3 separate regions of the Homo sapiens genome follow, and regions 1 and 3 are each linked to region 2. Evidence: read pairs that join two places in POLR2A ChIA-PET (ENCODE). Cell type or tissue: OCI-LY7. All regions are shown on one strand. Each heading gives the region's core, and the rest is flanking DNA. Links, peaks and the distances in the headings are about the cores only. Region 1 overlaps SLC8A1 (solute carrier family 8 member A1). Region 2 overlaps SLC8A1 (solute carrier family 8 member A1). Region 3 overlaps SLC8A1 (solute carrier family 8 member A1).

The links. Peaks named below come from ENCODE experiments on the same cell type or tissue, not always from the same donor. Only the 100,000 strongest peaks of a DNase experiment are listed, where the experiment ranks them.
Region 1: POLR2A ChIA-PET joins it to region 2 with 6 read pairs; 2 of 35 experiments call an interaction of 5 or more read pairs at or near these places.
Region 3: POLR2A ChIA-PET joins it to region 2 with 7 read pairs; 2 of 35 experiments call an interaction of 5 or more read pairs at or near these places.

The regions. Positions count from the first base shown.
Region 1 is chr2:40,257,436-40,265,192 of GRCh38, reverse strand. All of the region lies in intron 2 of SLC8A1 (solute carrier family 8 member A1), which reads left to right. Among named protein-coding and RNA genes, the nearest start is that of SLC8A1, 190 kb to the left of the region's middle. In OCI-LY7, for the core only: a CTCF peak has its summit at 5,322; no DNase peak of the experiment used is centred there.
Region 2 is chr2:40,359,506-40,367,262 of GRCh38, reverse strand. All of the region lies in intron 2 of SLC8A1 (solute carrier family 8 member A1), which reads left to right. Among named protein-coding and RNA genes, the nearest start is that of SLC8A1, 89 kb to the left of the region's middle. In OCI-LY7, for the core only: no CTCF peak of the experiment used is centred there; DNase peaks (open chromatin) are centred at 2,922 and 3,542; H3K4me3 peaks cover 3,093 bases; H3K27ac peaks cover 3,380 bases.
Region 3 is chr2:40,151,137-40,158,893 of GRCh38, reverse strand. All of the region lies in intron 9 of SLC8A1 (solute carrier family 8 member A1), which reads left to right. All of the region lies in intron 3 of SLC8A1-AS1 (SLC8A1 antisense RNA 1), which reads right to left. Among named protein-coding and RNA genes, the nearest start is that of SLC8A1-AS1, 240 kb to the right of the region's middle. In OCI-LY7, for the core only: no CTCF peak of the experiment used is centred there; no DNase peak of the experiment used is centred there.

The sequences.
Region 1 (7,757 bases), core at 1,498-6,497, 100 kb after region 2:
CATGCTGCATGCCCATCGTCTACTCTACATTGTCCTTAATTCAGGATACAGGATCCTGGACAATCCGCCTTCTGAAACATAATTCATTGTGGCACAGTGAAGAGAAGATGACTTGAAGATTTTCACCAAGAAGCAACACATTCCTCTGTCATTTACATTTCATTAGCCAAAGCAAGTCATGGCAACATAATAACTTCAAGAGAAAGGTGAAGTGTATCTTCCCCTGTGCTCATAAACACCCTCTAAGCCTCAGTTTTCTTACCTGCAAAATGATACAGTACTGCTGTCCTCTGGGTGTTGCTATAATTAATGGTCATTAATGACATGTGTGCTCTATTTTTTTTTTATACTTTAAGTTTTAGGGTACATGTGCACAACGTGCAGGTTTGTTACATATGTATACATGTGCCATGTTGGTGTGCTGCACCCATTAACTCGTCATTTAACATTAGGTATATCTCCTAATGCTATCCCTCTCCCTCACCCCACCCCACAACAGTCCTCAGAGTGTGATGTTCCCCTTCCTGTGTCCGTGTGTTCTCATTGTTCAATTCCCACCTATGAGTGAGAACACGCGGTGTTTGGTTTTTTGTCCTTGTGATAGTTTGCTGAGAATGATGGTTTCCAGCTTCATCCGTGTCCCTACAAAGGACATGAACTCATCATTTTTTATGGCTGCATAGTATTCCATGGTGTATATGTGCCACATCTTCTTAATCCAGTCTATCATTGTTGGACATTTGGGTTGGTTCCAAGTCTTTGCTATTGTGAATAGTGCCGCAATAAACATACGTGTGCATGTGTCTTTATAGCAGCATGATTTATAATCCTTTGGGTATATACCCAGTAACGGGATGGCTGGGTCAAATGGTATTTCTAGTTCTAGATCCCTGAGGAATGGCCACACTGACTTCCACAATGGTTGAACTAGTTTACAGTCCCACCAACAGTGTAAAAGTGTTCCTATTTCTCCACATCCTCTCCAGCACCTGTTGTTTCCTGACTTTTTAATGATTGCCATTCTAACTGGTGTGAGATGGTATCTCATTGTGGTTTTGATTTGCATTTCTCTGATGGCCAGTGATGATGAGCATTTTTTCATGTGTCTTCTGGCTGCATAAATGTCTTCTTGCAAGAAGTGTCTGTTGATGTCCTTCACCTACTTTTTGATGGGGTTGTTTGTTTTTTTCTTGTAAATTTGTTTGAGTTCATTGTAGATTCTGGATATTAGCCCTTTGTCAGATGAGTAGGTTGTGAAAATTTTCTGCCATTCTGTAGGTTGCCTGTTCACTCTGATGGTAGTTTCTTTTGCTGTGCACAAGCTCTTTAGTTTAATTAGATCCCATTTGTCAATTTTGGCTTTTGTTATCATTGCTTTTTGTGTTTTAGACATGAAGTCCTTGCCCATGCCTATGTCCTGAATGGTATTGCCTAGGTTTTCTCCTAGGGTTTTTATGGTTTTAGGTCTTTAATCCATCTTGAATTAATTTTTGTATAAGGTGTCAGGAAGGGATCCAGTTTCAGCTTTCTACATATGGCTAGCCAGTTTTCCATAAATGGCTAGCACCATTTATGAAACAGGGAGTCCTTTCCCCTTTTCTTGTTTTTGTCAGGTTTGTCAAAGATCAGATGGTTGTAGATCTGTGGCATTATTTCTGAGGGCTCTGTTCTGTTCCATTGGTCTATATCTCTGTTTTGGTACCAGTACCATGCTGTTTTGGTTGCTGTAGCCTTGTAGCATAGTTTGAAGTCATGTAGCGTGATGCCTCCAGCTTTGTTCTTTTGGCTTGGGGTTGACTTGGCAATGTGGGCTCTTTTTTGGTTCCATATGAACTTTAAAGTAGTTTTTTCCAATTGAATTACAGCTAGCACTGTGTTGCTATTATATGTTATGTATCATGCTAAAAATGCACTGCATTATTTTTGTATTCACAACAACTCTACAAGTTGGCCATTATTATTGCCATTCTGCAGGTGAAGCTGAGGCTTGGAAAGGTTAAGTGACTTCCTCTTGAATCAACCAGCAAATGGTGGAGCATGGCTTCAGTCATCCTCATCAGCTGACTGCTCAGCCCATGCTTTTCACTCTGCTCTGTAGGTTTTTCAAAATGTAAGTCATTCGCTGAAGGACTGTTTACATGATGAAACCATTTTAGAGTTGGCATAGCCATGTCATGAAGTTATTTCAATGCTAAAATATTTTACCTTCTTAGGAATTACGGGAGGGCCATTTGCTAAGGACATTGTTACTGTACTGATTCTTGGGTACCTCTGTGGCCACTTCATCCTATGTTCCCACATTTCTCCCTAAACTTAGTAAGTGTTTGAAAGAGGTGGGAGGAGAGCTAAATATGATCCAAATTTTAGCAACTCTCTCATATAATATCTGTATCATTTGTTTAGGGCAAGCTGGCCTAGAATTGCTATTTTGGACTCCGTGCCCACCAGTTCCAACCATATATGCATTACTCGAGCAAAATCTCCATGAACAACCTGTCTGTCACATTCTATCATGAATCAAGAACAGTTCCTAGTGCAATTAGGGACTCAAGAAATGTTTCTTGAATGAATAAATGCATACCCTTATGTTTTATTTTTATAAAAATACAGAGTTAGTGTTTCTATATCATGGCTTCAAGATGGTTTACAAACCAATAGATCAAATATACTAGAAATGTTAGAATTTCGCTCATTTGTTGTTTAAGTTAGATATTGCTGGATTTTCCAGTGGATCAAAGACTATATTTACCAGCTGATCTTATTCAGTCCACCACTGGGTTTAGTTATGATAAAGCCTCATAAAAATCTATACCAACCTCTCACCTGGAGAAGAATGGAAAGCATTGGTTTAAAGAGACAAACTACTTACTCATTGTTTCTTGCAGTAAACCAAAAGCTATCATAAATATTGGCAATATAATAGTGAAGAGAGGGCCGGGTGCGGTGGCTCATGCCTGTAATCCCAGCACTTTGGGAGGCTGAGGTGGGCGGATCACAAGGTCAGGAGATCGAGACCATCCTGGCCAACATGGTGAAACCCCGTCTCTACTAAAAACACAAAAATTAGCTGGGCGTGATGGCGCGTGCCTGTAGTCCCAGCTACTAAGGAGGCTGAGACAGGAGAATTGCTTGAACCCAGGAGGCAGTGGCTGCAGTGAGCCAAGATCACACCACTGCACTCCGGCCTGGCCACAGAGTGAGATTCTGTCTCAAAAAAAAAAAAAAAGTGAAAAGACACATTTCATGTCTTCAAGGAGCTTACAATTGTGGAGCAAATATTACACAGGTACTACACAAAGGAAGACAAAATAGTAAATTTTGATAAGAATAGTAGAAAAGTAATCTTGTCTTACCCAAAATCCTTCCCATCATCATTTTCTCTTTCTCTTAAAAAGACATGCGAAGGAAAATGTTCACACTTACTGAAAAGCACAGTGCAACGACTGTGGCACTTACGCAGTACCCACTCGCACATTTTTCTCTTTAAATAATTCATTCACACCTGTATGCAAATAAAGGCATAGTATTTTGTCATACAGAGTAGCATGGGCTCTTTCTCCACTGAATGGCTGACATAGAGCTACCTCATTTTTAGGATCTACCAGACCTCCCATCTGAAACTAACATTGCCTAAATCTCTGAAAGAAGGAACTCAAATCAGCCAAGAAAGACCTTGGGATTGAAGTCACCCAAAACAGCCTAAAATTTTCATCACATATTGTTTGAGATTTTCAACCTCAGTAGAACTCCAGCAAAATCCCAATCGAGCAGTTTCTAATAAATTCTGTTAGATTGGTGCCCCTGCTTGGTACAAAAGAGAAACCCTTTTAGCCAAGATGGAAAAATAACCAAGAAAGAGAATCTGAAAAGAGCTGAAAAATGATTGCCTCTGCAAGCACAAGCTGTTAGTGTGTGTGCAGAATACTGATGGCCTGGGCTTCCCCAGTTTCTTATGGAAGAGACTCCACAGGGACTTGTGGGTAATTGATCTCCACACATCCAGCAAGCACGCCCCAGACTGGCCTTCCAGTTGGTGTGATAGAATGACCTGCCTTTCTACTACAGAAGATTCTCATAGTCAGGATTTTTCACAACACAGCAAGTGCCATTTTGACCTGGCTCCATTGCTTCCATCATGCATTTAACATATTTAGATTGTAAAGAAAAACTGTAGGAGTCCTTCTGTCTCTCTCCCTTCCTGTTCTTCACTAAACTGTATTCCTAGCTATGGCTACATTGAGTAATTCCATCCCTTTTAATTTGTGGATGGAAATAAGATGAAAAGTTCTTGAAGGAAACTTAGAATTCTACAAAGTTTGCCACACACTCTTAGGTCGGACTATGAGGAAGGGAAAATTGCATGCCTCACTTTCTTCAGATATGTAAAATAAGCCACCTTGTTTTAGAGATTTTAGTTACACGTAGGAAGTCTAAATTAAAAAAAAAAAAAACCACATACACATTTTCTTATCTTTGAAAGGAAAGGTCAATAATTCAGCAGACTATATCACAACTAGAGTTGAAAGACACCTCTTTTTCTTTCTCATTTCCTCTTTTTCTTTACTGGAAGCTTGAATTCCTATTACCTCTCCTCCAGTGACTGTGGGTATAACTGACATTAATTTAAATGTCTTTGAACTTATTTAGTCATCAGCTTTGGCAAGAAGGAAGACTTATAAAACAAAGTTCACTTATTTTAGACGTTACTGTTAAAGTTTTGTTTCTGATCAGCCTAAGTCAATCAGAGTAGGTTGGAAGCCTATGGGAAAAAAAGGTATTAAAAGTCGATTTGGTGAGGTTGGTAAAGAAGCTGTTATTTATATTCCAAGTTGAGACCACAGACCTATCTTCTATGGGCTAAGGACCTCTGTAGCTGATCTGGATTTTCAGTGAGCTCTGAACAGCCCTTCCCTGGTTCCCTTTTGTGGTTTGTCCTTGAGGAATAGCTTGACAGAGTTAAATGAACAGGTTGTGAAGATAATTCACATTTGTCTATTATAAGGAATGAAAGAGAGAGAAAAAAGGAGGGGAGGGTGTTGGGAGAGAGAATCAAGCCTGTGTTCACTTTCTTGGACTAAGGAAATGAGTCATTGTTGATATGTAAATGTGTTTGTTAGGTTGCAATATATTTAAAGTGTTCAGGTATAAGTTGTTCACACTGTACTTGTAATCAGCCAATTGAGTTCACTATCAACTTTCTTAGGGATGAGACATAGAACACATACAATTTTGGTCAGAAAGATGGTTGAAAAATATCCTAAGTGCCATCTAGTGAGAGGTGCCTGTGCAGCGAGCAGTAAACATGGAAGCACTGAGGGTCTTATGCAGAAACTAATAGAAGATACATGGCCAAGAGAAAATTAAAGCTTATTTACTTGGTATACTAGCCCAAACTCTTTGCCAAAGTTTGAGTAAAAAGACTATTGTTTTAAAAAATCAAAATAAACCTAAGGAAAATAAAGATTTGCTATATTGGCAATAGTAAATCAACCTCCAAACCCTAAGAAAAGAGGCTTCTAAGAAAAGGTTCTCTTATGGGTATAAAGATTGAGATGGGGTTAGCAGGGCATGGTGGCACATGCTTGTAGTCCTAGCTGAGGCCAGAGGATTATTCGAGCCCAAGAGCTCAAGGTTGTGGTGAGCTTGGTTGCATCACTGTGCTCCAGCCTGGGCACAGAATGAGACCCTATTTTTAAAAATTAAAAAAGAAAAAAGATTGTGAAGAAAGTGAAGAAAGCAATGGGAAAGAGCTCTGGCAATGGGATAGAAAGAAATGGGATTAAAAGATATTACCTTTTCAAATAAGGCAATATCTAGAGGGTAGGACTTCTGTTAAGTGGATCTCTATGTTGGACAGGTGTGGAAGGAGCTGTTGAAAACAGTGAAGACTCAAATGTTTAGGTCTTTCAGCAGCCAAGTATTTGTAATGGAAGGCTTCTATTATCTCCATCCTTGGAAGTGGTCCAGCTCAGAACATCAGCTAGGAATATCACAGACAGAATTTCTCTCATTACTTGAAAAGATTGATTCTATTACCTCTAGGGTCCATTTCAACTCTGAGCCATCCAGAAATCTACGTTGGAGACTGCCTATGGACTTTCTCCAAAGTACTAATAGTAACACCTCACACCCTCACACCTGTCTCACTGGCTCAGCATCTCTGAGGTCTCTTTATGTCTCACAATTTATAGTAATTAATCTATAGAACTGTGCTAAACTCTAAAGAAACTGGATGAGAAAAGTATTTCCTTTTTTTTTTTTTATTTTCTTTCTGGTTCAATTACAACCATTGGGGGATATCATCAGGAAGATTGGGTTTTTTGTTGTTTTTTGTTTGTTTTTTGTTTTTTTGAGATGGAGTCTCACTCTGTTGCCCAGGCTGGTGTGCAGTGGCGCAATGTTGCCTCACTGCAACCTCTGCCTCCAGGGTTCAAGTGATTCTCCTGCGTCATCCTTTCATGTAGCTAGGGTTACAGGTGCCTGCCGCCACACCTGGCTAATTTTTGTATTTTTAGTAGAGACGGGGGTTTCACCATGTTGGCCAGGCTGGTCTCAAACTCCTGGCTTCAAGTGATCCACTGTCTTCAGCCTCCCAAAATGCTGGGATTGCAGGTGTGAGCCACCAGTGCCCGGCCAGTAAAGACTGAGTTTATACCAACAAGATCAAAGCCCTTACACTTTAGCCAAGTCCAGAACCCCAAGCAGGGTTTTGGGTGGAGAGGGAGGAAGAAATGACAGGTAGGAGCCTTGGTGCAGGAGATCATATTTCAAGCTTTAGGACCAATCTGAGAAGGAAATACGAATGTCAGTTACTTTCTTTCATTTTGACGTCTGAAGGTAAGTGGCTTCCCACACGTTGGGAAGTACTTTGTTCTTGCTCTTGGCATGCCAGCACTCACAGTGGCTAGAACCCATCCCAGAGACATGCTCACTTAATGAAGGAACAAATTGCTGAGCACTACATCCGACCTTGGAGATGTCAGTCTGTAGGCAGTCAGGGAAGCCAAGGGTTGTAATTTGAACAAAATGTCACTGTTTAGAGATTTTTCTTTATGTGCTTTTTCTGTGATGATAAATTACAGGCCTGTGCAGGGGATAATAACACAAAATGTTTGACAGCTTTTCTTACAATTGTTTGGCATTCTGTTTGCTTAATTATTGTCAGCATCACCCACGCTGGTATATTGTTGAAGGGAACTGTAGTGCCTGTCAGAGCAGGCACCCGCCATTCTCCTTTCCTCCTCACTCTACTCCTGTCGTTGTGATTACAGTTTAGGCATTATCTATCTTTGCTGCGGGAAATGCTTTATTAATCTTGCAGTCCTGTGTCCATGTGGAGATGTGGTTCTGCCATCCAACCAGATAGGAAGACAGAGCAGAAAAAGTTACTGGAGAATTTCATGAAGGTCAAATTTAGAAAAAGGACAATTTGGTTCAGTTAGGTGCTTTGCACACTGAGGAACATGCAGAGAAATCACTTGCTTTATGGGTTTGGATTGGGAAATTATCTATTTATGTAATCACACTGCTTTGAAAGGGAAGGGAATTAATTGCTTTAATTAACTCCAGTAAAGACTAGATTGTCACAGGGGGAGTGTTGATAAAATGTGCTTTGAGTGATCTGATACGCTCTTGGATATAGTGGCTGGAAATAATAGCTATCTCTGTAATCAGTCATTTTCCTTTCTCTGGGACCTCACTGATGATGTTCCTTCCATAAACTAGGCTGCCTAGAGGGTCAAAAAAAGGAAAGGTCA
Region 2 (7,757 bases), core at 1,352-6,351:
GATGTCTAGGAGACAAATGGAAGCAGAGACTAGGAGGCAGAACAAGGATGCCATCTGCCTGATTAAGCAAGAGTTAGTATGAATCCTTTGCAAAGTGACAGCTTGTCTTTGGGGATCAGCACACTGGCAGGTTGGGGGCTGGCCTCTCTAGGAAGATCTTATGACTCTTTGGTTTTTATGAAAAATCCCTATGAAATCACCCAGAACCTCAGTAATTCATTTTTTTGACAACCACACCCTCAAAACTTTAAAAATCAGATGCTGAAGGTTAATCTCAGGTGGAATTTTAAGATGCTTGCTTTTAATATACCGAACCTAAAACTAAAGATGAAATCCTGTTCAGAGGATGTTGGATTGATTCAACTTGTTAGTTGCTGCCATGGGATTGCTGCCACATTCTCTTTTTTAAATTTCTTGGCGATGGCAAAATATCCATAAAATGTAAAGTATATTTTCATCAACATTTTCAAATGGCATTTGTGAAAAAAAAAAGCATAAGAATACTCAGAAATAACATTGTAGGGAGATCATATCTCTGTATGGAACAGAGATAGTAAAGAAGGTACTGGAGTTAAAGGGCCAGAAAAAGACCAAATTTTTGATCTGTGTTTTCCTCCAAACCATCTAAATGACCTTGAGCGAGTTATATAATCCTCTTTAAGCCTGTTGCCTCCTCTATAAAATGAGGATAATTGCATCTACAGAACAGCCTATTTGTGAGGATAAAGTTAGAGAACAAACATGGTAATTAGCATTTATTTCACACCTTATAATTTATAAAGCATTTCTGACATATTATTCCATTTGTTCCTCACGATAGCCTTGTCAGGCAGCTGTCATTATTGTGGGTTTTATATTCTTATTTTTCTGGTGAAGTAACTTCTTCCAAGATCACACATTGGCAAAACTGAGATTCATTTAACATATACCACAATAACACTTATTTTGTGACTACCATGTGTCAGCACTATTTTAGCAAGCACTAGCAACTGTAACATAATAAAACTTAATAATGTTAAAAAGTTAACATTGTTGAGTGCATACTATATGTTGTTCTAAGTACTCATGTGTATTAGCCCATTTGACAGTGCCCTTATGAGGTGGGTGCTCTTATTATCCCCATTTTACAAATAGAGAATGTAGAGATAAAGGAAGCATATTCATCACCAGTTTTCAGGTAGCTCATAATGTACAGAAGAAGAATGAAGTCCTAGTTCTCTGGATCCAAATTTTTTTATTCTTAATCTTAAAAATGATTTTTTTTTTTCAGACAGGGTCTTATTTTGTCACACAGGTTAGAGTGCAGTGGTGCCATTATAGCTCATTGAAGCTTTGAACTCCTGGGCTTAATCAGTCCTGCCTCAGCCTCCCTAGTGGCTGGGACTACAGGCATGCACCATCATGCATATATATATTTAATTTTTTGTAGAGGTGAGATCTTACCGTATTGCCCAGTTTGGTCTTGAACTCCTGGCCTCAAGCAATCCTCCTACTTCAGTTTCCCAAAGTGCTTAGATTATAGGTGCTCGCTACTGCACCTGGCCAAATAAGCAAGTTTTAGACTGACAAGTTAAATGCAAATGAATGACATGTTTGTGTGTGTAAATGTAGGTATAGACAGGTCATCAACCAAACAGAAAACCTGACCCATGACTTCTGCACAAGAAGCAATATTTCTGAAGAAAGCTTCCAAATGGGATTCAGAGCCCCTCACCTTGCCCCCAACCGTAGTGATTCTTGAGCAGTGCTGTTACTTCTAAGAGTACAGAAGGTATAGATTGTTAGGTGAAAAGTGAAATGGGCAGTTAATTATTTCTCTGTTATATATGAATACCAAATATTCGGATAATTGTAAACACATAAATCACTGATTTTATTTTCTACAGGTTATTTAGATGTTTGGATGTGTAAAGATATAGCCCTGAAGCAAATGCACAATAAATTAAGTATAAAAATATGATATGTCAATGTATAGCTGATAGAAGGACCACCAAATTCTATGGTAGAAAGTCTGAATTCTTGTCCCGCTTTCATTTTTTTTTTTGGTTTAGTCATATGTAAAATGTGGGTATAATATCTTTCCTGCCTACCCTGTGGTTTTCAGAGGTTCAAATAAGGTAAAGCATTTATATACACTCTAAAAATGGTAAAGTACCATAAATAACTCATGGAGAACATGGCCAGTGTGGGCCAGTCCCAGAGAGGCATCAGGGTTGAAAGAATACATGCCATGCAATACAATAATACCATAAAATAACTCAGTTCTTTACTTGATTTCTTGATTAGAGAGACATGTGCCCCAGCAACAAATCTTAAAATCCCTCTTTTTGTCTTCCATCTGTTACCTGCACACACTCCAAAGCTGTTCCCTGTCATTTCTCAAGAAAAAAAATTAAAAGAAAAAAAAATTGCAGCACTTTCACTTTCTTATCCTCATCACTGTATTATTTTCTCCTAACTTTCTGTTTAAAAATAATTCAAGAACTGGGCTGACAAGTAAGGGCTTTCCAGGAGGGCAGGCTTCTCTTTAATGAGCAGAGGGAAAGAAAGGCTGAAAATGGAGTTAAATTTTTTCTCATTAAATATTAGTAAATGGATGGATATAGTAGTACTAACAGCTGGTACGTTTCTCATCTGCCGAACAAAAGGAATCTGTTTATCTGAGGGTGGAAAAATAAAATTGAAAGTATTTTGTGAAGACATGTGAACAGAGCAAAATAATTGCCTGGGGAGAGAACAACAACAAAAAAAAAGGATTCAATTTTATTAGATTGTAAAGTTTTCATAGAAATCTTCTAATTGTTTTTTTTTTGTTTTACTTGCCATACTTTCCAGCTTACTGTACTTACATTTTTAATGAATCAATAAAGTGTATTACCCTAAACATACACACACACACAAACACACACACAAACTCGTAGTGATTGCACAATTCCAGTGAGTTTGAAATGTTTGAAACTTGATGGCTTAAGAGCTATTTTTCTTCTAAATTGTTTTGTTTCTCTATATTCCCATCAGTTAATTCATATACTGAGCATTGAGAAAATAATATCAGCTGATATGTTTTTATATGTTTTGTTTTAATTATCTGATACTTCTTTAAAAATATCTGAAAAGTGTGCTATACTAAGAGCAAATACTTATCAGGCAGTTGCACATTTTTACTATCCTATTGAAAGAAAATAAAAGCTTTTTAATTAAAAATTGGCTATAGTGATATGAGTACAGAGGTAACATGGTGAAAAAACATCCAGGGTTATTCTGATTAGCCCTTTTTTTAGACTACTTACATTGTGCTTTCATTTTTTTCTCCCCGAAGTCAGAGGCACACATGTAAATGCCACTAAATAAATAAATAAATAAACCTCCCTTGGAAAAACGTCTTGCGTAAACTCAACAAGCAAATAATGTGACTGTTCAGAGTCAATCAGCCTTAAAGAAATGAATGTTATAACTCAGGGCCCAAATACAATGCTGTATTTGCGTCAGTAGGCACAGTCCTCATAACAACTGGTTATTAATCATCCAAGCGAGGCGATGTCATTATTACCTGCCACAAAGGGGCAAATTTAAAGGAAGTCTTTTGCTCTGATGGGCTTATTTGCATGCATATTTTAAGAAACATATTGTCTGTGGTATAAATAAATAACTACTGAACAACTGACATAATGGTAAGGCACGGTTTTTTGAGTTACTGCTTCAGGGTAGCTTGGGATTTAATAATAATGATAGCTTTTGTTTTTAATCATTTACCATGTGCCAGTTTATTTCTCATTGATCATCTCTAATCTTCACAAGTGCTCCACAAGTGAGTTTGGAGGTCTGTTTTGTAGCTTTCTTGCATTTACAGCACATAGTTTAGTAGTGACACAAAATAACTGTTTAAGTAAATGTTAGTGCTATCATCATCATCATCATCATCATCCCTGCAGTGGTTCTTTTAGAAACCACTTCAGAAAAAGGGAGAGGAGGCACTTTTTATTATCAGTTGTTTCTTAGTCTTTTGTCAATGAGCTTTAACTTTAAATTAAAAAAATAAAGCATGTTGAATGAATCTTATCTCTGAGCTTAACTTATATGGTGAAAAATGATTATAAGACTCATCTAATACCAACCTTCAGTAGTAAAACCTTTTTCATTCCTCTAGATCAGATGTACAAATTTGATACAAAAGAGTTGTAAGCTGTAGTCCTGAATGAAAGCAGTACCTTCTAGGGGTGGTGGGGAAATGATTATGGATATTTATGGGGACATGTTATGGTCATACTAGGGACTGAGGAGGAACAGAAAGGACATTTAGTCAGAACTAAGGGGCTAGATAAACTGTATTGCATGGGGTAGTCTCAAATAACAAAAAATTTCTTTGAGTTCTAGGTCACTCTGAGCATTCCCAAGAAATCCACAGAAGTACAAGTTCAGTTTATAATTATGAGAACACAGAATTTAACTTGTACAAAAAGATGTAGTTTTTACAATGTTTTAATTTGTACTAAATGTTTGAGGGATGCAACTATGATGTAAATTGAGGAAAGATTATACTTTATTTGGTTTATAAACTTACCAAAATTTATTCCCAATTTTGGAATATTATACCCACCCAAGGCAACAACATTTTGTGATATTTGAGTCACCAAGACAACACCTCTGTATTGATTTGCAACTGTAATTGTCACATGAAGATATATCATTTTTATTAACATAGTGTATTATTAATGATTAAATGGTAAGTGGTGTAGCATTTTAAAATATTTTGAATTTGCTACCCTATATATTAAAAAATAGTAGCACAATGATGCATTCTTTCTTCCTTTCTTTATTTTGGTAGTTGGTAATTTGTCTTGCAAGTGTTATTCCTACTTTAAATTGAGATTATTTACCTGTATACCTTTTTAAGTACAAATAAATCTGGGCTGTCATTATTTATGCTAACACTGGTTTTGTGTCCCTGGAATCTATCTATCTAAGTTTTTTTTTCTTTTTTTCTTTTTCCATTTTCCAGTACCTATTAGACAGAATGGCTTTCAATTTTTTCTCTTACTTCCAAACTTAGTCATTATAAGAAGATGTAGGCCAGGCGCAGTGGCTCATTACTGTAATCCCAGCACTATGGGAGGCTGAGGCAAGTGGATTACTTGAGTCCAGGAGTTCGAGACCAGCCTGGCCAACATGGTGAAACCCCATCTCTACTAAAAATACAGAGATTAGCAGGGCATGGTGGTGCATGCCTGTAATCCCAGCTACTCAGGAGGTTGAGTCAGGAGAATCACTTGAACCCGGAGGCAGAGGTTGCAGGCAGATTGTGCCACTGCACTCCTGCCTGGGAAACAGAGCAAGACTCTGTCTCCAAAAAAAAAAAAAAAAAAAAAAAAAAAAAAGGAAAGAAAAGATATAAACATCTGACTATCTAGCATAATTATTATTGAAAAATTATGCATTTCAGTGCATAATATTCTCTTGTAAATGAATTTATTTCTCATTTATATTAGAATTTGGGCAGAGGCAATCCTTCCTACCCGATACGTGTGGCCACTTACCATATAGGGCATTTGGTCTACCTCCGTGTGTTCCCAGTGACTGCAGATGACATCATTCAGTAGAGAAGCATCGTGCTGCTCTTAGTTTATAGGCAGTGAGGTACCCTACAGATTAGACCACCTCATAATGAGTTCTTGATTGCACTTCAGATTGTCTTGATGGGGCACCAGATGAGGTCCCTTTGTATGAAATGGCCAGATACTGAACATGTTCTCAAGTGTTTACAGTAATATTAAGACTATTCCAAAACAAAAAAAAAAAAAGGCTCCTTCAGGAGCTCTACTAATGTGCATAACAATTTTAAAGTATTGGAAGAAGTGAAGTGTTCATATATAGACCCACATGTGCCCAACTGATCTTCCAAATCATAGCAATAAGCCCTCTTACATATCACAATTGAAAACTTGTAAGTAATTTGACACTTGAAGTAACCGGCACACATCAAATGCCTGGATGTCTGGTTGTAACCATCCTGTTCATTATGTGAACTCCTAGCAAGCACTGATTGCCTAGTGTGCTTAGAGAGTATCTTAGCCATTAAACTCCATTCATGAACAAGGGTCTCTTGAATTCACTGTTAACACCCGAATGCCATGGTTTCTGCTGTTGGGAAATCTTCAACTTACTAAGTCCCTTTCTTCACCTCTTTTCTCTACTCTATCTGATGTCACCATAGACAAATGATAGCTTCCTGCTAGTGGACATTTAAAGACTCAGGGTAAGTTTGCTCTTTTCATGGAATGAGATCCACACGAGATCTACAGGCTCTTTTTGTGCTCATTTTATTCTGACTCTCCAAATGTCTGACTCACAATTTATCCTTGAATGATTTTCTAGATTTACAAGGAGGTGCCCTGATAAACCACAACACTGTGTGGCCCCAGCAGAGGGTGCTGGACCAATGGCAAGAGGGCAGACCTTGCCCTAATGCTAGAGAGATCTTTGTAAGAACTAGAGTCTCATGGAGTAGTGGGCTCTGTCTCATAGGGGTTGAGAGTGTGATGCAGATTCTAAAATTAGGTTCCTTGGGTTTGTTGCCTTTACAGCTATGTGACCTTGGGCAAGTGACTCAACCTCTGTATGCCTCAGCTCTGTGTACCTCAGTTTCCCAGTGTCTAAAGTGAGAGAAATCATAGTATCTATCCTGTAGGGTTGCTGAGAATGAGGCATAAATAATACAAGCAAAGTGCTTAGAACAGGCTGGCACACAGTACATTCTCAGGAAGTGTTAACTGTTCTTGTTATTCAATAAGGTAGAGGATAACCACCTGTCACAGATAAAGGGCTCTTATATAAATACCTGTTAGCCTAACCACATATAAATATATAAACTATGCCTAATTCTATTTTTAAAAAGCTTTAACTTAAATGTACTTGCTATCCAATATATTAAAAAAACAAATGGTAGCATGATGATCCCAAATTTAGATAAGCAAGGTTGGCACTTGGCTCTACCTCTTGGGAGCTGTTTTAACCTTTATTTACGGAGTGCCTAGCATATGCTGGACAGTGTGCTGGGCATTAGGAATAGAGTGGAGGGGCAAAATAAAAATGGTTTCTGTCTTCGTGGAACTTCAATCAATTTTGAGCCTCATTTTACTTACCTCTAAAATGGGGATAGTAACATGACCTTGTAAGGTTTTTGGGATGATTAAATAAATTAAACACTTAAAACTTCTGGCACATGCCAGTGGGCACTAAAGAAACATTCTCTTTCTTTTCCATTTCAAGAGCAGCCCTACCACAGACTCTTGCACAGCCGTTACTCATTATGTATCTGTTTTTTTTTTTTTTTTAAGTTAAACTCTGGGTAAAAGATATTTAAAACCAGAATGCATATTTTTGATGAGATGTTGATTTTTAATGAAGCCTACCTGAAAAGCTGCAGCAGCAATATTTTATCCTATGTAAAGCACACACTTGCTTCTTACTTTGTACCCCTACTGCAATGAATCCATGCCTCTATTATAGGACTTAAATTGTATATTTCCATATACTCTGTATCTTTGTTTTCCCAACATGATTTCTGCCCTTTGGGGTTTCTCAGTAACATACTCAATTCATTACTAGAGCCTGTTGATGTGTTTCTTCCTAAATATCTCTCAAATCCTTCCACTCCTCTTATCTCTACTTCTTGACCCTAAACCAAACTGTTATAATGCAGTACACAGATCATTTTTCTCCATTGCCTCCAGGTGCCTTTTGATCTCTTTTCTACCCAG
Region 3 (7,757 bases), core at 1,896-6,895, 210 kb after region 2:
ACTATAAAGATGTTAATACTGCCTTACTTAAAAGAGGTGGATTTTGACTTGCAAACACTTTCATATGTTGTGTTTAATATTATAATTATCGTTATCTTACGATAATTAAGGAAGAATCTGAGTCTGAGAGAGGCAACATGTCTTTAGAACAGACCTTAGATCCTATATCTAATGAAGACTGGTCCAGTGTGCTATCTACTGCCCTTTAGAAGAAGGAAATTTCAAAATGAGGAAAATTGCTCCCTACTCTCACAGAGAGACTGGCCGCGTCACATTACCTGCGGCCATGGTGTCATCATTTCATGATGGAACTAACTCCTGCCTAGAGCTTTTGAAGAATTGTTAATAACTGAGATATGAAACCTCTCAAGTCTTCTTGTCATACAATATATTGTGCTTTATGTTTCTAAATGACCGCTTGGAAATAAGGCACAATTGCTTAGAAATTCGCAGGCTGCTGGGTAAATCGACCTTATTTACAATTTTGAGAAACAACATATCAGAAAGTCAAACCCATGTTTTAAAAGCACCAAATTATACGCAATTACATGAAGGGCAGTTTCAAAAGTTGAGTATTTGTCTTTATGATTAAATTTAACTGTCTAAAGAATGTCAGTATTCTTAGGCTGTTACACAGGCAATAAAATTTGTAAAGCAGCATTTATTGAAGTCAGACTTTCATTGGATTTTAAAATTTCATGGCTAAATAGTTGAGAGTCAGTACAATTTGCCTTATTACAAATATTAAATTGCTTTTAAAGGGCTCTACTGAGAGGTTTCTTTGCTATGCAATTTTCTGTGCAAAATTAACTCAATATATCTCGCTAAACAAAAATAATAATTTTGTAAATAGGGATTTGCTTTTCTTTCTCAGTAACTGTATTCAAACTGGTTTCAAAGTCAACCCTGTGGCAATCTTCTTGTCCCTCTGCTTTTTCTGAATTTCATAGCTCAGTACTTGGGCCTCCTGTGACCATAATGATTCTGCCAACCCAGTTCTTTTAATTCCATATTTGAAGAGTTAAAGGATTTATGAGAATCCAGAGATTAGGAAGCGATTAAGCAGTTACATCCTGGCAGTTCTCCTTCTGTTTCTTCCTGGGTTGAACACTAGGAACAGTGGGTTCTGCAGTTCAATGGCTGTCAAAACTTGCAAGGCAAGTCCAGTACCACGAGGTGCTGTTAAAGTGTGCCAGCATATGCCCTTCTCCATGAAGCCAGCATTCCCTGTCCAGTTTGAGTTTTTCCCAAATCTCTCTCCTTCTACCAGGGCAGAATGGTGAGTCGACTCTAAAAAATCGTGTGCCAGCTGAGGTATCAAGGGAAACAAGTGTGTCAGAGAAGAGGGCAAACATTAGCTGGATAAAGGGAACCAGGATGCCAGTGCCAGTTCCACAACCACCATATTGTTCTTCACAACAGCTTTGGGCAGAGGTGAGGCAAAGGAGAGAATGATTGCAAGGCTGGCTTTGGAGACAGGTGTGGGTTTGTGTCCCTGCCTTCCAAAACCTCCCTGGATGACTCCAGGAAGATTACTACACCTCAAGATCTCAGTTCGCTCACACCTCAGAATCTCAGTTTGCTCATATGTAAAGTAGAGATAACTGCTTTATTCATAGAGCTGCCATAAGAATTAATTTAAACCGTATGCATTTTCACAAAGGCCATCTGTACATGGAAACGCCAAAGTTGGTTGTTTGGGAGGCAATTCTATTATAGAACCTATAATAAAATATGATCAAATTTTGTGCAAATGCAGTTAATTCAATTTAATTAATAAAATAGCTATGGGACTAAAAACACACTGGTTAACTTCTTTCTTTCATGGTATCATGCATACCATTTTATAAATAAGAACACTGAGGTTTGGAAAAACAATGTAACTACTTGCTCAAGAAGCAAAACTGTTAAGGGGCAGTACCAGGCAACAAATCAGCCCAACAGTCTCTCCAGCATGAAGGGTGCACTTGCTTGCTGTGCATGAGGCCTGAGTGAACACACATGTAGAACACACGTATACACAGGTACGCAGAGACATGCATGCATTGTGCGAACACAGACACACACATACAAATCAGGTATGCACGTACACAGAGGCATACACACATACAAAGACAAAGATACACAAAACATGCATACATAGACATGCACATTATATAGTAGATATTTGTTTGGATATTGGAGCCGCAGCTTGAAATAGAAATGTTTTTTTTTTTTCCTTAATATTTGTTAGGTCTCCTTATAGTCCAGTGCACAAGTTCCTTGGGGAGGATGCCAGTCAATTCCCTGAAGAACAAAGGGAAGAATTTGTTTTCCTAGGTGCACCCATAGGCTTATCCTGCCTAGTAATTTGTGACATTCTTTGAAGTCAACACACTCCTCCCTCTTTCTTTTACCTAATGTTAAATATCCAGCATTAAAGAGTTTCCTGAAATTGTTTTACTTTTGACATATCCATTTGCATATCAGACATAGTATGTATTGGCATCTTTATAACGAAAGAATACTCAAAAGTGACTCAAAAAAAAAAAAACTCCAGCAGTTTTGGTTCTGTCTCTTACCAACTGTATAATCTTGGCAAAGAATTTAACACTTCTGATTTTTGGTTTCATCATCAGGAAAAGGAGAGAGTTGGACTAGGCTAGCTCTAAGATACCATCCAATACTGAAACATGGGAGCTCTGTCGATGGCCATTATAGTCCTACAGTAGCCCTGATGGGGATTTTGCTTCATGGCCCGTTGGATTTTGACAATGGAAAAGCATATCTTGCCCATCCTCTGGCTTGCCTAAACTAAATATTCAGCACAATAGCAGCATACACTTCACTTCTGTTCTTCTAGAAGGAAGGGGATTAGAGGAGAGTTGAAGTTTAGCCTCAAAGAAAGCCAAGTGAGATGATGATTCAGAAGTGCCTATCTTCCTGTTACATAATTGGATCTCGGGAATGCCAGTGGAATCTTCTACAGTACAAGGGAAGACATTCTACATGAGGCCCAGCTGGTGCATGCTGCTGACCTGTCCACACTCACTACATTTCACAGCAAATTAAAGTGACCCAGTTCCAGCTAAATAAATAAGTAGAGGGCATGTCACCTTAGCCCACCAGTCCAATATGGATACTAGTTCAGTTTAAAGGACGCTTCTGTCATCAGTCCATCCATGCATGCTTTGTGGATTAATATCCTCAATTATTTAATATAAAATACTGTCAACTCAGTGGTCCCCTGGACAATAATTCACTTGACTATCAGCCTGAAGGCTAATCTACTCTAAAAGTCTTAATAAAAATGGTACCTCAAATGAGTTTCAAGGGATTGCCGTGAAATCTGGTCTAAGCAGGAGACTTTTCAGCATCTCGTCTGTTATTGAACATCATTACTATGGGGAAATTGTCATTACTTAATCCTTGTGGTAGCCTTAGGTCATCTGAAAATCCAATTTAAGCAGTTAAAAATTCTGCTAGGGCCAGGCACGGTGGCTCATGCCTGTAATCCCAGCACTTTGGGAGGCCGAGGCAGGTGGATCACGAGGTCAGGAGATGGAGACCATCCTGGCTAACACGGTGAAACCACCTCTCTACTTAAAATACAAAAAATTAGCCAGGCGTGGTGGCGGGTGCCTGTAGTCCCAGCTACTAGGAAGGCTGAGGCAGGAGAATGGCGTGAACCCGGGAGGCAGAGCTTGCAGTGAGCAGAGATCTTACCACTGCACTCCAGCCTGGGTGACAGAGCGAGACTCCATCTCAAAAAATAATAATAATAATAATAATTCTGCTGTGTCAGATTTGACATAGCCTCAGTGTGTCTAGAAGACAACCAAAAAAAGGAGGAGGGTGTTACCAATGGGATTTCTCATTTTGCCCTTTTTCTTATGTGATATCAACATTCATAATTTTCCTTTGTCTAAAATCATATGTTGACTGAGGTTCATGAAGAAGGATGCTAGTCTCATGAGCAAAAGTAGGTAGAACTGTCCTAAGAAAGTTTCTCACTTGAGCCAAGGAGTTCAAAACCAGCCTATGCAACATAGTGAAACCCCATCTCTACAAAAAAATAAAAAATTAGCCGGGTGTGATAGTGCATGCCTGTAGTCTCAGCTACTCAGGAGGCTGAGGCAGTAGGATCACCTGAGCCCAGGAGTTCAAGGCTGCAGTGAGCTGTGATTGCACCACTAGACTGCCTAGGCTACAGAGTAAGACCCTAACTCCAAAAACAAAAAAGAAAACTTTGTCAAAGACATATGAGTGTGAAATTGTGGCCCACTTTGGCTGGGCGCAGTGGCTCACACCTGTAATCCCAATACTTTGGGAGTCTGAGGCAGGCGGATCATGAGGTCAGAAGATCGAGACCATCCTGGCTAACACGGTGAAACCCCATCTCTACTAAAAATACAAAAAAAAAAAAAAAAGAAAAGAAAAAAAATTAGCCGGGCATGGTGGCAGGTGCCTGTAATCCCAGCTACTCGGGAAGCTGAGGCGGGAGAATGCCATGAACCCGGGAGGCAGAGCTTGCAGTGAGCCGAGATCTCAACACTGCACTCCAGCCTGGGTGACAGAGCAAGACTCCGTCTCAAAAAAAAAAAAAAAAAAAAAAGAATAAATAAAAATAAATTAAAAATTGTGGCCCACTTTTTGTTTAATGTTACCATTTGGCTTCTATGACATGGCTGGTACTTTGTAGGCATTATTTCTGTTCTTCACCTATATTCTGAGCTATGTCATTTTTCCCAAAGTTAACAACTATGGATCCTGAGGCCCAGAGTGGTTACGTAACTTGTGTAGGGTCACACAACTAGCAAGTGATTAGCTGGAATATGAAACCCCATCATCGTGAGTCTAATTCCAGTAGGCTTTCAGCTCAATCCTAGGTGTTCCTCCTACAACTTTAGTTTAGGTTTCAAGTGCTCACATTTCAGATGAGTTAATTCAGGACAAAAGGGATGAAGTTAACAAGTCTTTTAATCTCAGTTACACATGGGGAAGGTAAGGGTTTGGAAATGAGTGTGCAAGCCTGGGACAGAAGTGCAGAAGGACCAGGAAGAATAGAATCAGTCCTAGAAAGTAGGCAGGATCAGTTACTGGATTTCCTAGAAAGTCCAGACTAAATCCCATCATAAGGAATGTTTTTGTGGTGTAGGAATTGTATTTATATCTGGAGCTAGAAATTGTGTCAGGTCTTATGAAACAAAATGGAATCAATGCCCAGCCTTTTCTCCAAGCTCCTGCTCTTTCTCTGTGATATTATTAGTTATCTAGGTAGGTAGGTTGTTTCAGGCTTGGAATCACTGGCATGCTTGAAAAAGGTAGGAACAAAGGTCAAATAGTAGTTATTTGAAACCAACAGGAGATATGAGCAACACTGCTGCCATCCAACTTAGCTCTTATTCCTTGTTTCAGTGTAGAGTTAAAAGATTCCCATTCTCTGTGATACAGAGTACATATAACATGGATGACAAATAAAGTGTTTAAATTCTTTATTTGTTGGAATCTTTGGCTTCTCTAGATACTTGAGTTCAATGAATTCTGGTGCAGCCACCAATTAGTTATGGGGCTCTGGACAAGACCTCTAACCTCCCCTGTGAGTTAATAGCATTAGAAGAGATGACCTTGTGAGTTGTCTTTAGGACATGGAAATACTAAAGGGTCTCTTAAAGACCCTTCATTCTCATAAATAAAATGCCAACTTGCTTTCCGTGTAACTGCTATTTGAAATTTAGAGTTCTAAATTATCACACAAATTACTACTAATTTTACTTCACAGGTATCTTTAAATTATCCAATCCATCCTTGTAAGTGATATTTTTTTAAAATGTAAGCTAGTTCATTACATTTAGGACATTTTCTCGGTTTGAAATGTACTGACAAAATTGAATTTGGAAATTTGAAATCTCAGTTATAGTCTCTCTTCTATTTTTTTAAAAAAGATGGGGTCTCCTCCATTGCCCAGGCTGGACTGCAGTGGCACATCATAGTGGCATGTCATAGCTCACTGTACCCTTGAACTCCTGGGCTCAAGTGATCCTCCAGTGTCACCCTCCTGAGTAGCTGGGACTACAGGCAGGCACCACCATGCCTGGCTTCTGTGTAATTATTACACATCCAGGTCTTGCTGAGTGTCCCACCCAAGCTGCCACCCTGCTTTTCTTGGTAGACCCATCTTATTCAAAACTGCAGAGGAGGTCAGGTGCAGTGGCTCACACTTGTAATCCCAGCACTTTGGGAGGCTGAGGCTGGTGGATCACTTGAGGCCAGGAGTTTGAGACCAGCCTGGTCTACACGGCGAAACTCTGTCTCTACTAAAAATACAAAAAAAAAAAAAAAATTAGCTAGGCGTAGTGGTGCACACCTGAAATCCCAGCCGCTAGGGAGGCTGAAGCACAAGAATCACTTGAACCTGGAAGGCAGAGGCTGCAGTGAGCCGAAATCATGCCACTGCACTCCAGCCTGGGCAACGGAGCAAGACTGTGTCTCAAAACAAAAAACTGCAGAGGTAGTATCCAAACTACAAGTCTCACGCCTGTTCTTCTGCCTCACATTAACTCTATTTATCTGTTGTTTTACTATGTTGGAGGTTTTTCTAACCTGTATTCATTGCACATAAACAACTATATATTGGAAGGTTGTTTGCTGCACCAGAATTTATGTAAGAGAGTGATACAAAAGATTCAAGTACCTTTCAAGAAATACATACTTTCTGTGCATGTCATGCCCCCAATAAAGAATTTCCTTTTTATTAATAAAAAGAAAGAAATTTAGGACTCTAACTTTAATCAAGATGCAATACCTACCTTAGAATACATGTTAAAGTGTGTAATTACACTGACTTCACAATATGTCACTTAAGACATTTGGTGCTTAAAATACACTGTTTAATGGTCACATTAAGTGAATTCAATAGCCATTCATCCTTGATGAGAATTGGATATCACAAAGTAAATCTTAAAGTTCTTATCAGAGCCTCTTTTAAAACTGCCCTCATTGGAGTTTAACTTATCTGTAATTTTAATTTTTATCTTTAATGTATGACATTTGAAAACTAGTACTTTATCTTTTATAAAACCTCACAATGCCACTCACTAAACTTTAAAGAAAACATGATAAATTCCTAAAGAGAAGCTTTTTTCCCTAGAAAATTAATTTTTGTCACCTTGCAACTGGAAGATCATAACTATATAATTCAATGGTTTCTAAATTGCTTTGGCCATTGGAAAGCACAGTCTTTTTTTAATCTACGTGTTCAAAATTCAGTCAACTCAGGTGACTAAAAGCATCCTTTATTTCTGCTTCAGACATTTTTTGTCCTATTTTTGTCTTAAAATATCTTATGCTCTATTAATAGGAACAGATCTGCTCAAGTCCTCTTAGAAGTAGGAAGAATCTAAATAAAAAAAAACAACAACAACCGCAAATCTGCCCTGTTCATCGCTATTTCTCTAACACCTAAGACAGTGCTTGGCACTAAGACAGCGCTTGGCAATGCTAAGTCTTTGTTTTATAAAGAATGAATACATTTATTTGTGAATTAAAGTTTTCCAATCCGTATATAACTGGATTAAAAGACATCATCATACTGTGTCTGATCTAGAAAACAATCTATATAAATACATACACACACACACACACACGCACCATACACACGCCATGTTTCAAAAGGAGTTTGAGACATTTGTTTTCTCTATGTCAAACTTCATATCACTTGACATGGAGATGTGAACTTTCACATATTTGTACACATAAGATATATTTATCTGTGTATT